Regions from separate parts of the Homo sapiens genome. Here all the other regions are linked to region 2. Evidence: chromatin contacts called from ENCODE Hi-C or POLR2A ChIA-PET data. All regions are on one chromosome and are shown on one strand. The core of a region is the stretch at or near the end of the contact, and the rest is flanking DNA. Distances in the headings are between cores, read along the strand shown. Region 1 holds the start of DAZAP2 (DAZ associated protein 2). Region 2 overlaps DIP2B (disco interacting protein 2 homolog B). Region 3 holds the start of LETMD1 (LETM1 domain containing 1).

Region 1 (4,843 bases), core at 460-2,959, 710 kb after region 2:
AACCTGTAAAGTAGGCCTGACCAATCTGAGGGCAGTTTACATGAGCAGGAGGTAGGCCCAGGAGAGTTCCTGGGTCCTAAGAGTTAACCCTTTAATCATTGGACAATGGAGGTGGCAAGATCGCTTGAGGCTGGAAATTCAAGACCAGCCTGGCCAACACAGGGAGACCCCATCTCTGTATTAAAAAATGAATAGCACGTGCCTGTAATCCCAGCTAGTCGGGAGGCTGAGGCAGGAGAATCGCTTAGAACCCTGGAGGCGGAGGTTGCAGTGAGCTGAGATTGCGCCACTGCACTCCAGCCTGGCGACAGACCAAGCCTCTGTCTCAAAAATAAATAAATAAATAAATAAATAAATAAATAAATAAATAAATAAATAAAAATAAGGCTCGGCGCAGTGGCTTATGCCTGTAATCCCAGAACCTTGGGAGGCCGAGGCAGGTGGATCACCTGAGGTCAGGAGTTCGAGACCAGCCTGGCCAACATGGTGAAACCCCGTCTCTACTAAAAAATACAAAATTTGCCGGTCGTGGTGGCGGGCACCTGTAATCCCAGCTATTCGGGAGGCTGAGGCAGGAGAATTGCTTGAACCCAGGAGGCGGAGGTTGCAGTGAACCGAGATCATGCCACTGCACTCCAGCCTGGGCGACAGAGCAAGACTCCATCTCAAAAAAAAAAAAAAAAAAAAAAAGAAAAGAAAAAATTAAAACTTTTTTTAGAAAGAAAGAAAACCAGCCTGGCCAACATAGTGAAACCCCGTCTCTACTAAAAATACAAAAATTAGCCAGGAATGGTGGCGCACGCCTGTAGGCCCAGCTACTCAGGAAGCTGAGGCAGGAGAATTGCCTGAACCCGGGAGGTGGAGGCTGTGGTGAGATCGCCCCACTGCACTCTAGCCTGGGCAAGCGAGCAAGACTCCGTCTCAAAAAAAAAAGAAAAAGAAAAGAAAACACTTAATCGCTGCCCTAAAGGATGCCATCTTTGCCCTTAAGGATAATTAGGTTAGAAAGAGAAGCCATACATAGAGAAAAATAGAGGTACCATACAGGTCACCTGCAACAGGTGCTAAAAAAAGGAAAGGGCCACAAACACTCCATGGGTAGTGCAGTTATGTCAGTTTCAGTGCCAGGTGTTGCGTACAGCACGGAAAACATAACCCCTTCCTGTACGTGAGAAAGGCAACGACTGTCCTGGGGAAGACAGGGCAGCGAAGATTCCAGTGCAGGTCTCATTCAGGAAAGGATACATGTGAGCTGGAGTGGCAAAATAAATTTTAACAGAGCTGAAGCTTAAGTTGGGCTTGGTGGGGAGGGACGCATGATAAACTAAGGTGTGGGGAGCCGATTTCAGGCAGTGCGACAAATTTGCAGAAATCTAAGCCCCTCGTGGAAGGTTGCCAAGGTGAGGTGACCTTGAGTGAATGCGTGTAGGTGGAAAAAGGTTCCGGGGAATGCTTGCATCGTTCTGCATCCGAGCGTCCAACAGAGAAAAGATCCTGTTTCCAGACAATACCTGCATTTGGTTTTTCTCCAGCTGAGGGACACCGGTAGGGGGGGGGAGGACAGAAACGAGCAGGGGGTGGGGCCAAGGCGAGTGGGCGGGACCGCGCGGACCCTCCCGCGGCCGACTGGAGGCCCGGAGCAGGGGCGGAGTTTCCGGCGGCAGCGCCACTCGGGCGTCGGGTGACGCTAGGCGGACGGACCATCATGTGACACGGAAGTAGCTCCGAACAGGAAGAGGACGAAAAAAATAACCGTCCGCGACGCCGAGACAAACCGGACCCGCAACCACCATGAACAGCAAAGGCAAGGACCGAGGGTGGCAGAGGCCGTCGGGGGGAGTACTGCTGGCCCAGAGCGAGCGGATTCGGAGCCCAGGGTCACCAAACGCCAGGTTTGGGGTGGGCTGCGCCATGCTCCTTGGCCGGCTGCAGTCCAGGGCGCTGCGCCTGACGCCTTCGTCATACCCAAATTACGGCAGCTTGCTGCCTCCAGGCCCTTTCCTCCGTAAACTCTGTGGCGCAGTTTGGAGCTGCGGGCTCGGGTGGTGGGGGGGCTTGACATGATGGGCATCCGCAGGAGCAAATAGAGCGCTAGCGCAGGCATTCGCGTAGGCCAATGGAGAGCCGGCGGAGGCGGGGCGCCGCGCTCCGGAACCCCCAGCGGGGCCGAACTTAACTACTGAATTGCTGGAGTTGGTTCGTGGGCCGGGGCCTGTGAGGTCTCTTTTCCTTCCCTTCGCACCCCCTCGCCCTTCGCTGACGGGATCAGAACTTCTCCCCTTTTCTGTGGTTGTACCAGTGTGTCTGTCGGAACATGATTCCCATAACGCAGGAATAGGTTGAGGGGGTAAAAAAGGAATAGAAAAAAAAAAAAAAAAAAGGCCGAGCGAGGTTGCTCACGCCTGTAATCCCAGCAGTTTGGGAGGTCGAGGCGGGCGGATCACCTGAGGTCAAGAGTTCGAGACCAGCCTGGCCAACGTGGTGAAACCCCGTCTCTATTAAAAAATACAAAAATCAGCTGGGCGTGGTGGCGGGCGCCTGTAATCCCAGCTACTCGGGAGGCTGGGGTAGGAGAATTGCTTGAACCCAGGAGACGGAGGTTGCAGTGAGCCGAGATCGCGCCACTGCACTCCAGCCTGGGCAAAAGAGCGAGACTCCGTCTCAGAACAAACAAAAAACCAAACCTGATCCCCCGCTTTTCCAGTGAGGATATTCCTCCTCACCCCTCAGCCCTGCACCCTTTTCCCAGTCTCACGGTTCACTTCCATCATTCACACCCTTTGTTTGGAAGTCGACCTTGAATAGTAATCTGTAAGGAAAATCAGAACTGCTGTTACCCACGAAGTCTGGGCTGGTTGTAGACAGGCTGTGGAGACTACCTAGAGCAGAGGCACCCTTGATAAGCCAGAACAGCAGCAGGCCAGAACCCCAGACCTGTCCTGCATTCCGGAGGGAACTTGGGCCCAGGTAGACTTAACCCCTTACTTCGGTATGTTAGTAGGAGCAGTGAGCAGTGCCTTTCTTGTCTCGTTAGAATCCAGCACCTTCCATTTTAAGGGTGCAAAGACAATGCATATTTTCTTAGTTCCAGGAATCAGGCCCTCTGGGGCAGACTATTTGCAAATCCCCTTCTGCTTGCTCCCACTAAGTTAGCTACCCGATATGACCTGCCTCATTTTGGTAGCTCTGTGTAGTAGGCAACCTTCATTTTTTTCTTGTCTTTCAGGTCAATATCCAACACAGCCAACCTACCCTGTGCAGCCTCCTGGGAATCCAGTATACCCTCAGACCTTGCATCTTCCTCAGGCTCCACCCTATACCGATGCTCCACCTGCCTACTCAGAGGTGCTTCCAGTTTGCCAGATTTGAACTAGCTGGGAATACTCTTAGGGTGGTCCTTTAGTCCTTAGCTAAATCTGACTTCACATATTTACTCTTCACAAATGCTAACATGAATAATCTAAAACACTATATAATTTGGCAATTTTTGTCGGAGTTGAAAGTGCATTATTTGATGATTTTGTGTTATTTGGCACAGGCTAAGGTGCAGAAGATGAATTTGCGTTCTGTGAGCCCAACATTAGCTATAGCAGAAAGTGATCCAGGAGAATATTGAAGGCCAGTGGAAAGGCAACTTGTATAATCTTACAAAAAGTATAACCTGCATAAGGAGAATTAAGAATTAGCTCATTAAAGAGATCTCAAATAGGAATGTCATAAAGTAACATTTTGCCTTCTCTTCTGCCTCTTCTAGCTCTATCGTCCGAGCTTTGTGCACCCAGGGGCTGCCACAGTCCCCACCATGTCAGCCGCATTTCCTGGAGCCTCTCTGTATCTTCCCATGGCCCAGTCTGTGGCTGTTGGGCCTTTAGGTTCCACAATCCCCATGGCTTATTATCCAGTCGGTCCCATCTATCCACCTGGCTCCACAGTGCTGGTGGAAGGAGGGTATGATGCAGGTGCCAGATTTGGAGCTGGGGCTACTGCTGGCAACATTCCTGTGAGTATGACCTCATCAGAAGAAACTCAGCCCTTGTGTATTTTAACTTTCTGAAATGACTTCATATTCATTCTCTTACCATTTCTGGATGATAGTTGCCAGTGTTGGTACAACTACTGACATCCAATACTCAGGCAGAAAGTGTTTGAGGGGGCAGAACTGTGGCAAGTGAGTAGCATCTCACTGGGGGCTGAGTTAACCAGATTCTTTTGTTTTCATGTCTGTCGAGTCCTGCTTGCTGCTTTTCCAGTTCATTGTGGTACACTGAACTGGTCTAGTAATGCTCCTTATTCATTCCATAAGCATTTACCATTTACTTAATATTTGCCATCAGCATGGTGTTGCACTAGGAACCCTGATAATTAAAAAAGTAGAATGTATAATCCCTAGTAAGTAGCTTTTAGAAAGATATTAACAATTTTAGTTATCATTTTTTCCTACTTAATTCCCCAGTGCGTGGGATTTAGAGCTCAAATGACTGCTCAGTAACTACATGCTAGAGATGAAGTGAATGTGTCATTAGCGAGCCTTCAGTTTTCCAGTAGTTCATTCAAAAACTGTGTAAGGGCGAAGCACGGTGGCTCACCTGAGGTCAGGAGTTTGAGACCAGGCTGGCCAACATGGTGAAACCCCGACTCTACTATAAATACAAAAATTAGCCGGGCATGGTGGCAGGCGTCTGTAATCCCAGCTACTTGGGAGGCTAAGACAGGAGAATCACTTGAACCTGGGAGGTGGAGGTTGCAGTGAGCTGAGATCCCACCACTGCACTCCAGCCTGGGCGACAAGAGCAAGACTCTATCTCAAAAAAATTAAAAAAAAAAAAAATTAAAAATTAAAAAC
Region 2 (4,395 bases), core at 501-3,000:
TGGCTAATTTTTTTTTGTATTTTTAGTAGAGATGGGGTTTCACCATGTTAGCCAGGATGGTCTCGATCTCCTGACCTTGTGATCCGCCCACCTCGGCCTCCCAGAGTGCTGGGATTATAGGTGTGAGCCGCTGCACCCAGCCAAGGAGAGCATATTGAGTGAGCAGAGGCTAAACACAGAACTGGAAAGCACCACCATTTAAGGGGGAAGCTGAAAAAAAGAACCTGGAAAAGAGGTCAGAGGGGTATGAGTGACCAGAGGGAGAAGAGCAAAACAACAAGGAGTATTAAGTGTCTCTTGTTGCATAGAGTTTGAGACTAGGACTGAGAAAATGCAATTGAGATTACAAGCAGAGGTCATTGGTGGTGACCTTTGCCTAAGCTGTTTTAGTAGGGTTTAGGGACAGGGTTGGGGCAAGGAAGGGGCACTGCAGCCTGTTGAAAGTGGATAAGGAATGCAAAGCAGAGAGGAAGTGGAAGTAGAGGCAGGCGGGGTACCCTGCTGTTTCAAGCCTGGCCGTGTGAGGTGGAGAGAAAGGAAGTAGCTAGGATATATACACATTCATCTGTTCTTTGTCTCTCTCCTCACTAGAAAATAAGTTGCCTGAGGGCAGGAACTTAGTTTTATTCACTGCTTTATCTCCAGAGTAAAAAATTGCTCCTGGCCTGTAGTAGGCACTCAACAAATATTTGATGGCCAAACAAATGAATTATGTTAAGAAGGTAGAGACTTGAGTGTGTTCATTTGTTGGTGGAGGGGTAAGAGGTCTTGGGGAGGAGGAATTGAAAGTCTAGAGTAGAAAGATGTGATGGAACGAGGTCTCCCTGAGTCAGCAAAGCTTGAGACCCTAAGTGCTGCTGGAGTGATCATTCAGGATGCCAGGAATGACTCCTTTTCTGCTGAAACAGAAGGGAAGAAGGAAAGGATGGGAGCAGAGGCAGATACTCATAGGTGATGGATGAGGAAGCTGAGGGAGTTCTTGCCTAGTGGCCTTATGAGTATTCTCTGAGTTAAAAATAAGAGTGTTGGCCGGGTGCGGTGGCTCATGCCTGTAATCCCAGCACTTTGGGAGGCTGAGGCAGGCAGATCATTTAAGGTCAGGAGTTCCAGACCAGTCTGGCCAGCATAGTGAAACCGCGTGTCTACTAAAAATACAAAAATTAGCCAGGTGTGGTGGCATGCGCCTGTAATCCCAGCTACTTGGGAGTCTGAGGTGGGAGGATCGCTTGAATCTGGGAGGTGAAGGCTGCAGTGAGCCAGATCGCACCACAGCACTCCAGCCTGGGCGACAGAGCCAGATTCTGTCTCAAAAAACAAAAAACAAATAAAAATAAGAGTGTAATATATGTATCCTTGGAACATGCATTGTGAAGACATACAAAAAAACCCACCAGCATTTAAGCAGCTGTGCTTCTGTGGAAAGTCACTGTGGTCAGTGACATGAAAGGTAGGTGAGGTGAGGATGTGCCAGAGAAGATGAGTAAGAGTAGGTGAGACAAGAGGTCTCTAGTCTCAGCTGGGAATGTAGGGTGTGGTTTGACCTGAGAGAAGGGAGTGTGGGTAACCCCCTTTCCTCTAGAAGGAGCAGGGCGCTGTCCTTGGGCTCTCAGGGAAGTGGGGGAAGAAAGGGCAGTGTATAAGTCTTACTCTTTCCTGTGTGAGAAAAAACGCAGAGAAACTTAAGCCTTGAGTGAATTAGAGTAACTCTTTGTTAGTGACTCCTCTGGCCCTCACCGGGCTGGTTTTTCAGTGATCTATTTCTGATTCATTTGACAGGAAACTGCTTTCCCAACTTTTACAAGCTGTTATCTAAAATGGTTTGTGTGCTTAACAGCAAAGGTAGTAGTGAGAAGGAGGATGTGACAGAGTCACAGTGAGTCATAAAGAACAAGACATGACCATATTTGTTTACCTCATCAGGTTTTACATAGAATTAATTTAAAGAATATTAAAGTGTCCATTTTGTTTTAATTAGCAGTTGTTTAGTAATAAGTTCTCATGCTTTGGAATTCTCTGTTTTCAGTCTCATCAAATTCAAGACTACATATTTCTCATGACCTTTCTGGAAGGGAGAGGAGAGTAGTAAGGATGAGTCTTGTAGTCTTCTAGTCTTCAGTTGAAATTAAATAACCCAACCAAGATGATTGTTTTTCTTTTGCTGTCAGCCTTATCAGCCATTACTGCAGGTCAACCCCTGACAAGTTGTGTAGGGTGAGGGTAGCGTCGAACTAGAGTTTTGGCTGTTGCTGTTTTGCATTTTGTGTGTGTTTGCATGTGTTCTCTGTAAAGTGAGCAGAGGATCCTTCAGAAAGGGAGCAGATTCCAAGGGTAAGAAGGGATTTCACCTACAGGAAGTTGTGGATTCTAACCATTTTTTAACTGCCCTATCAAGGAAGACAACTTTTTTCCTTTTTTTTTTTTGAGACAGGATCTTGCTCTGTTGCCTAGGCTGGAGTGCCGTGGTGTGATCACAGCTCACTGCAACCTCTACCTCTTGGGCTCAAGCAATCCTCCCGCCTCAGCCTCCCAAGTGGGCACCATGCTGGCTAATTTTTAAATTTTTTTAGACAGAGATTCTCACTACTTTGCCTAGGCTGGTCTTGAACTCCTGGGCTCAAGTGATCTGCCTGCCTTTCAGCCACCCAAAGTGCTGGGATTATAGGAGTGAGCCACTGAGCCGGGCCTAACTTTATATTATAAAAAGTACCTGTTACTTTTTGGAGATGGGAGAAACTTTTTTCCCCCCTGTGACAGAAGGTGAAATCAGAGATTTGAGGTATGATAGTTGGAACTTGGTATTATCATAATTAGAATTCATCAATACTTAGAATTCATTTTTTTCTAAGCCATCTCCTTACTCTAACTCATTCCCCATGATTCTAAATTTTTTAGTCATTAGTCAACTAGTTAGAACTCCAATTAGGCATGTATTCTGGGGAATAAAATATGACTTTATCAGCATTTTGGGGAACTCAGGGACAAGAGATTCATCTGGTCAAGTTGGCATCAACAGGCTGAGGACTCATTTCTCATTTTCATGGAGAACCAAGTTTTAGCCAAATCCTTATTTTCTGGGAATTTATATTATGTATGTGTGTCTAAAAAAACACTTTCAAGACTTTTGAAACCCAATGACTGGACTCTTTTTACACATTCTCATTTCATTTTTTTTTTTTTTTTTTTTTGAGACGGAGTCTCACTGTGTCGCCCAGACTGGAGTGTAGTAGCGCAATCTCGGTTCACTGCAACCTCCACCTCCCAGGTTCAAGTGATTCTTCTGCCTCAGCCTCCTGAGTAGCTGGGATTACAGGCATGAGCCACCACGCCCGGCTAATTTTTGTACAGATGGGGTTTCGCCATGTTGGTCAGGCTGGTCTTGAACTCCTGACCTCAGCTGATCCACCCACCTCGGCCTCCCAAAGTGCTGGGATTACAGGCGTGAGCCACCATGCCCGGCCTCAGTTGGTTTTTAGAGAAATCAACTGGACAGCATTCTGAGATTAGGAGAATGTCAGAGACAGTGAGGTAACATGGAAAAGATTGTGGGTTTGGGTTTCACTTCTGTTTATAAGCTTTGTGACCTTGGGCAAGTCATTTAACCTCTCCTATCCTTTGGGAGATGAAGTGGCTAGATGAGAGAATCTAGTTCTTCCTAGCTCTTAGTTCCTGAGATGACCTATGATTAGATCTGTTTATCAAAGTATATGAAAAGGAGATCCTATTTTAAATTCACTGGAACAGGGCCTGGCGTGATAGCTCACTTCTATAATCTCAGGACTTTGGGAGGCTGAGGTGGGTGGGTCATTTGAGCTCGGGAGTTTGAGACCAGCTTGGGCAAGATGGTGAAGCCCTGTCTCTACAAAACAATATTAAAAAATTAGCCGGGTGTGATGGTGCATGCCTGTAGTCCCAGCTACCCGGGATGCTAAGGTGGGAGACTCACCTGAGCCCAGGAGGTCAAGGCTGCAGTGAGCAGTGATTATGCCACGGCACTCCAGCCTGTGAGACAGAGTGTGAGCCTATCTCAAAAAGAAGAAAAAATAAATTAACTGGGCAGTTATTTTTTAAAGAAAATCCAGGCCAGGCCTGGTAGCTTATAGCTGTAATCCTAGCACTTTGGGAGGCCAAGGCAGGACGATTGCTTGAGCCCAGGAATCAGGAAATTTTTTTTTTTTTTTTTTGAAACAGAGTCTCGCTGTCACCCAGGCTGGAGTGCAGTGGCACAATCGAGGCTTACCGTAACCTCTGCCTGCCAGGTTCAAGCAATTCTCCTCCCTCAGCCTGCCAAGTAGCTGGCATCACAGGCGCCCACCACCATGCCCGGCTAATTTTTGTATTTTGTTTTAGTAGAGATGGCGTTTCACCATATTGGCCAGGCTGGTCTCAAACTCCTGA
Region 3 (5,133 bases), core at 1,272-3,771, 520 kb after region 2:
TCAGGAGTTCGAGACTAGCCTGGCCAACATGGTGAAACCGCGTCTCTACTAAGAATACAAAAATTGGACTGGGTGTGATGGCTCACACCTCTAATCCCAGCACTTTGGGAGGCCGAGGTGGGAGGATCACGAGGTCAGGAGATCAAGACCATCCTGGCTAACATGGTGAAACCCCGTTTCTACTGAAAATACAAAAAATTAGCCAGGTGTGGTGGTGGGCACCTGCAGTCCCAGCTACTCGGGAGGCTGATGCAGGAGAATGGTGTGAATCCGGGAGGCGGAAGTTGCAGTGAGCCGAGATTGCGCCACTGCACTCCAGCCTGGGCAACAGAGCGAGACTCCGTGTCAAAAAAAAAAAAAAAGAATACAAAAGTTGTCTGGGCATGGTGGCGGGCGCCTGTAAACCCAGCTACTTGGGAGGCTGAGGCAGGAGAATCACTTGAATCCGGGAGATGAAGGTTGCAGTGAGCTGAAATTGCGCCACTGCACTCCAGCCTGGGTGACAGAGTGAGACTCTGTCTCCAAAAAAAAAAAAAACAAAAAAAAAAACTACCTGAATATGAAGACCATGTCTTAGTCAACTTTTTTTTTTTTTTTTTTTTTTTTGAGACAGTCTCACTCTGTTGCCCAGGCTGGAGTGCAGTGGTGCGATCTTGGCTCACCTCAACCTCCGCCTCCTGGGTTAAAGCGATTCTCCTGCCTCAGCCTCCCGAGTAGCTGGGATTACAGGCGCCCACCACCACATCCGGCTAATTTTTGTATTCTTAGTAGAGATGAGGTTTCACCATGTTGTCCAGGCTGGTCTCGAACTCCTGACCTCGGGTAATCAGCCCGCTTCGGCCTCCCAAAGTGCTGGGATTACAGGCATGAGCCACGGCGCCCAGCCGTCTTAGTCAACTTTCTATCCCGTCCACCCCATCTACCCAACACTTGTGAAGATCCAGGGCCATCTTTTAAAACTTTTCCTCTGACTGCACGAGTGGTACAGTCATTAATAACCTGTGCTAATATAAAGCTCTGTGACCCATAAAGCATTATACAGATGTGGGAGCTTTCACAGCTGTATTCTCTTTGGATCCTCAAAGATTTCTTATAAAGTAGGTACTATTATAAGGGAAATAAACTCAGAGCTAAAGTGACATATCCAAGGTAACATTCACTAAAACAAACGTCAATGCCAAGATTGAACCTATATCCAGGGAACCCACATGGGATGCTCTACCACCTTCCATGAAGAATAAATATTCATATATATCCAAGAGGACTGTTAATTCTTGGAGGCAGTTAAGTACCACTTCTGGGAATCCTTCTTAGTTTCAAGTATGAATCTATTCAAACATGTTTACTGAACACCTACTATGTGCTAAGTAAGGCACCTAGTGTTGGAGGTGCAGCAATGAACAAGGCAGAGAAGATGCTTACCCTCATTCTAGTTCAGGGAGCTGTCAAACAAGGACACAAATACATAAACACTGTAAGTGACAGATGCTACAAAGAAAATACAAGGCCGGGTGCAGTGGCTCACGCCTGTAATCCCAGCACTTTGGGAGGCCAAGGCTGGCGGATCACTTGAGGCCAGGAGTTGAAGACCAGCCTGACCAACATAGTGAGATCCCGTCTCTACTAAAAATACAAAAATTAGCCGGGCGTGGTGGCGGACGCCTGTAATCCCAGATACTCGGGAGGCTGAGGCAGGAGAATCGCTTGAACCCGGGAGGCGGAGGCTGCAGTGAGCCAAGATCGCGCCACTGCACTCCAGCCGGGGCGACAGAGCAAAACTGTCACAAAAACAAAACAACAAAACAAAACAAAACAGAGTAACATGAGAATAAGTGTGAAGTGTGTCCTTTTCGCCGGCACTGCTTCAGATAGGGTGGTCACAGAAATCCTCTCAGAATAGTAACATTTAAGTTGAGACAGAGCTTGGTCTTCGGTAGGTGCTTAACGAAAACCATTTTCCCACAAACTTAGTTCTGGAAACGACAAAGAGAGGAAAAAGTGTACTCAGTCCGCACAGGGGCCGCTCCCAGGCCTCCAACCTTCGCCGCCAGACTGACTGGAAAGTGGACAGTTCCCGGCCTATCCACGCCGGCACCATTAGAGGGCGCCGCGGGTCCTCCTAGCCCCAGGCACTGGCAAACTGACATCTGCTACCTAACAGTCGAGGCTCCGACGCCCCGAGTCCAGGCAGAGGGCAAGGGCGGCGCTGGGAAGCCCTGAGGCCCTAAGGAATCGCGGAGGGTCACTGGGCGCCTCAAGGACAGGGTGCCCTCCGCGTCGCAAACCCACACCAGTGGCATAAGAACTCGCTCCCTCTGGGACACCCTGTTTCCGGCGCCTTTAAACCTGGAAGTACTGCTGTGTCCAATCCTGGCCCTCCTTCCGCACTTAGTCTTTGAGTCCTTCCCTCTCCTGGCTTGTGCTGGAGCCAAGCAGGCTATGGCTACCAATCAGCGCTCAGAAAAGACGCATGCGTCTTCGAACGAACGCGACGTACGGTTAACTTTGACCCAAAGACAACCTCTTCTCTCCCGCTTCTCTCGCTGTGAAGATGGCGCTCTCCAGGGTGTGCTGGGCTCGGTCGGCTGTGTGGGGCTCGGCAGTCACCCCTGGACATTTTGTCACCCGGAGGCTGCAACTTGGTCGCTCTGGCCTGGCTTGGGGGGCCCCTCGGTGAGGGACCTGTAGCGAGAAAAGCATTTTTGACGTCCAGGCTCTTTCAGTGTCTCAACCTTGCTTGCATTCTGTCTCTTAATTCTCAGAGTTCCACGCCTTGGCCCTGGAATTTTTATTCTTCTGTTCAGGATTCAAACTCCGATCCCCACTAGTGACCCGGCTTCCTGACCCTCTGTACTCTCAGTGCCCCATATTGTCTGGTTTCCCCGCGTGTCCTGAGCTCATCTTTCAGCCTCACTTTTTCGGCTCAGGTTTTACCGCTGCTATCTCGATTCCACCTCTTTCTGACTTAGCCTGCAGTTCAAATTGTCCCACAGGCATTGCGCTCTCTCCAGAGGCATACCCTGAGTTACTTTCCTGCCTGGCCTTTGCCTGATTTGTGTTTCACAGTCTGATTGCCTATCTCTTCTTGACCCCAAGACCTTCCTTGGATTTCAGAAGTGTCAAGCCTTGGGATACAATCTCCGAGACTCCTGCTTTACATTAGGGACTCAAGGCGTGAGGGAGCTTCTAGGACTGATTCCCAGATAGTCTCTTTGATCTTCCTTGTAGGTCTTCAAAGCTTCACCTTTCTCCAAAGGCAGATGTGAAGAACTTGATGTCTTATGTGGTAACCAAGACAAAAGCGATTAATGGGAAATACCATCGTTTCTTGGGTCGTCATTTCCCCCGCTTCTATGTCCTGTACACAATCTTCATGAAAGGTAAAAACGAAACTACAATAGAAATTCCGGAATCAGCTCTTGGGCAGGGTCAAAGAGTTAGCATAAATAAGATCATTTGCAGGTTCTGCTATGGGGATGTGAGCCGAGATATCTTATATTTCATAAATGCCTGCGCCTTAAACTAATTCCTATAAATTAGCACTTCTTGAGAATGTTTCTAGAAAGATGTTATGAGAAACAACTTATGACAGCAACATGAGGGAGGGAGAATATAGGTATGTTCTCGTACTTTCTTAACCACACACCTGGCTATAGTAGAAATTTTTTGCCTTGCACACGGCAGGGATCTGTGGCTGTATAGACCTGCCCTGTGATGTATCAGTTGACTTACCCATAGGAAAATGAGGTCTAACCCTTGTTATGAATCTATATTAGGTAGTATGTTGTAGTGGCAATAGCCCTACATAATACTTGGTTTCTAAATGTTTTGTTTCAAATCAGAGATCCTTAGTTACTAGGAGAAGATATGTATCGTGTCAAGTGTCTACTCTGGAGCCAGATTGCCTGATTCAAATCCCAGTTCGTCACTGTGCGATTGGACTAATTAATTAACCCCTCTTTCCTTGGTTTTCTTATGTGTAAAATGGGAGTAATGGAACCTACCTATTTATCACATGATTGTGAAGACTTTAAAAATTGATACATGTAAAGTACCTAGAACAGGTCCTGATCCCTAGTAAGTGCCAAGTAAATGTTAACTTATTTTCATCTAAATGTTACCTAACAGTATTATAAGTTGGTGCAAAAGTAATTGCGGCTTTTGGCTTTCAGTGGCAAAAACCACAATTGCTTTTGCACCAAATCTATAATATGCTCTATGCTTTTATCATAACACTATAATAAACTACATTGTCAAATCTGAACATTATCATAATTATTACTAGCTTCATGGACTTGAAAAATTACTTATCCTTAATTTGTAGAGATAAAATTGGCTGCTTTTTCTGTTTTCATGTAGATAAATAGGATCAAATGAGAGAAAGGGATGAAAGCATTTGTGTTTGTTTTTAAACTTTTTATTATGAATTTTTTTTTTTTTTGAGTCTCACCGTGTCGCCCAGGCTGGAGTGCAATGGCATGATCTCGGTTCACTGCAACCTCTGCTTCCCGGATTCAAGCAATTCTCCTGCCTTAGCCTCCCAAGTAGCTGGGAATACAGGCGCCTGCCACCACACCAGGCTAATTTTTTTATTTTTAGTAGAGGTGGGGTTTCACCATATTGGCCAGGCTGGTCTCTAACTCCTGACCTCGTGATCCGCCTGCCTCGGCTTCCCAAAGTGCTGGGATTACAGGCTTGAGCCACCGCGCCCGGCCAACTATTATGGAAATTTTTAAACACACACAGATGTAGAGAGAGTAGTGTAACAAACTTCCATGTATTAACCTCACTTCATTATCATAACTCATGGCTGCCAATCCTATTTATATACTTGCCTTATGTATTATTTTGAAGACAATCGAGACATCATATAATGACATGTAAATCATTGATAAATATGAAAGCATTAAAGAAATAGATGCAAGAAGCCGGGCGCGGTGGCTCATGCCTGTAACCCCAGCACTTTGGGAGGCCGGGGCGGGCGGATCATCTGAGGTCGGGCGTTTGAGACCAGCCTGACCAACATAGAGAAGCACCGTCTCTACTAAAAATACAAAATCAGCCAGGTATAGTGGCACATGCCTGTAATCCCAGCTACTAGGGAGGCTGAGGCAGGAGAATCTCTTGAACCTG

Evidence for each region. Hi-C counts contacts between places; a loop is a spot of excess contacts on that map. ChIA-PET counts read pairs that join two places held with the same protein, here RNA polymerase II (POLR2A). Pooled maps may share reads with other maps.
Region 1: a loop to region 2 is called in a pooled map, with 4 times the contacts of the local background. The contact joins the promoter of DAZAP2 here to the enhancer-like site in region 2. A Hi-C loop is called at or near these places in 1 of 50 pooled maps. POLR2A ChIA-PET finds 5 or more read pairs at or near these places in 3 of 52 experiments (AG04449, activated naive CD8-positive, alpha-beta T cell and naive thymus-derived CD8-positive, alpha-beta T cell).
Region 3: a loop to region 2 is called in a pooled map, with 7 times the contacts of the local background. The contact joins the promoter of LETMD1 here to the enhancer-like site in region 2. A Hi-C loop is called at or near these places in 4 of 50 pooled maps. POLR2A ChIA-PET finds 5 or more read pairs at or near these places in 2 of 52 experiments (Panc1 and activated T-cell).

What each region holds. Positions count from the first base shown.
Region 1 is chr12:51,237,117-51,241,959 of GRCh38, forward strand. DAZAP2 (DAZ associated protein 2) reads left to right here and starts at 1,710. Exons shown (of 4, transcript NM_014764.4): 1 at 1,710-1,804; 2 at 3,227-3,345; 3 at 3,755-4,000. The coding sequence starts at 1,792. RefSeq lists enhancers at 760-1,397, 1,489-1,783, 1,707-1,956, 2,673-3,309 and a silencer at 1,507-1,616.
Region 2 is chr12:50,531,206-50,535,600 of GRCh38, forward strand. The region is part of intron 1 of DIP2B (disco interacting protein 2 homolog B); the gene reads left to right. Among named protein-coding and RNA genes, the nearest start is that of DIP2B, 28 kb to the left of the region's middle. RefSeq lists an enhancer at 1,737-1,806. Within about 2 kb of position 1,751, at least 19 of the 41 ENCODE cell types and tissues checked have a DNase peak (open chromatin) inside an H3K27ac peak, as active enhancers do; they include Panc1, where a contact is called at or near this core.
Region 3 is chr12:51,045,806-51,050,938 of GRCh38, forward strand. LETMD1 (LETM1 domain containing 1) reads left to right here and starts at 2,522. Exons shown (of 9, transcript NM_015416.5): 1 at 2,522-2,673; 2 at 3,229-3,380. The coding sequence starts at 2,552. RefSeq lists enhancers at 1,797-1,916, 1,967-2,046, 2,137-2,406, 2,228-2,766, 2,517-2,566 and 1 more.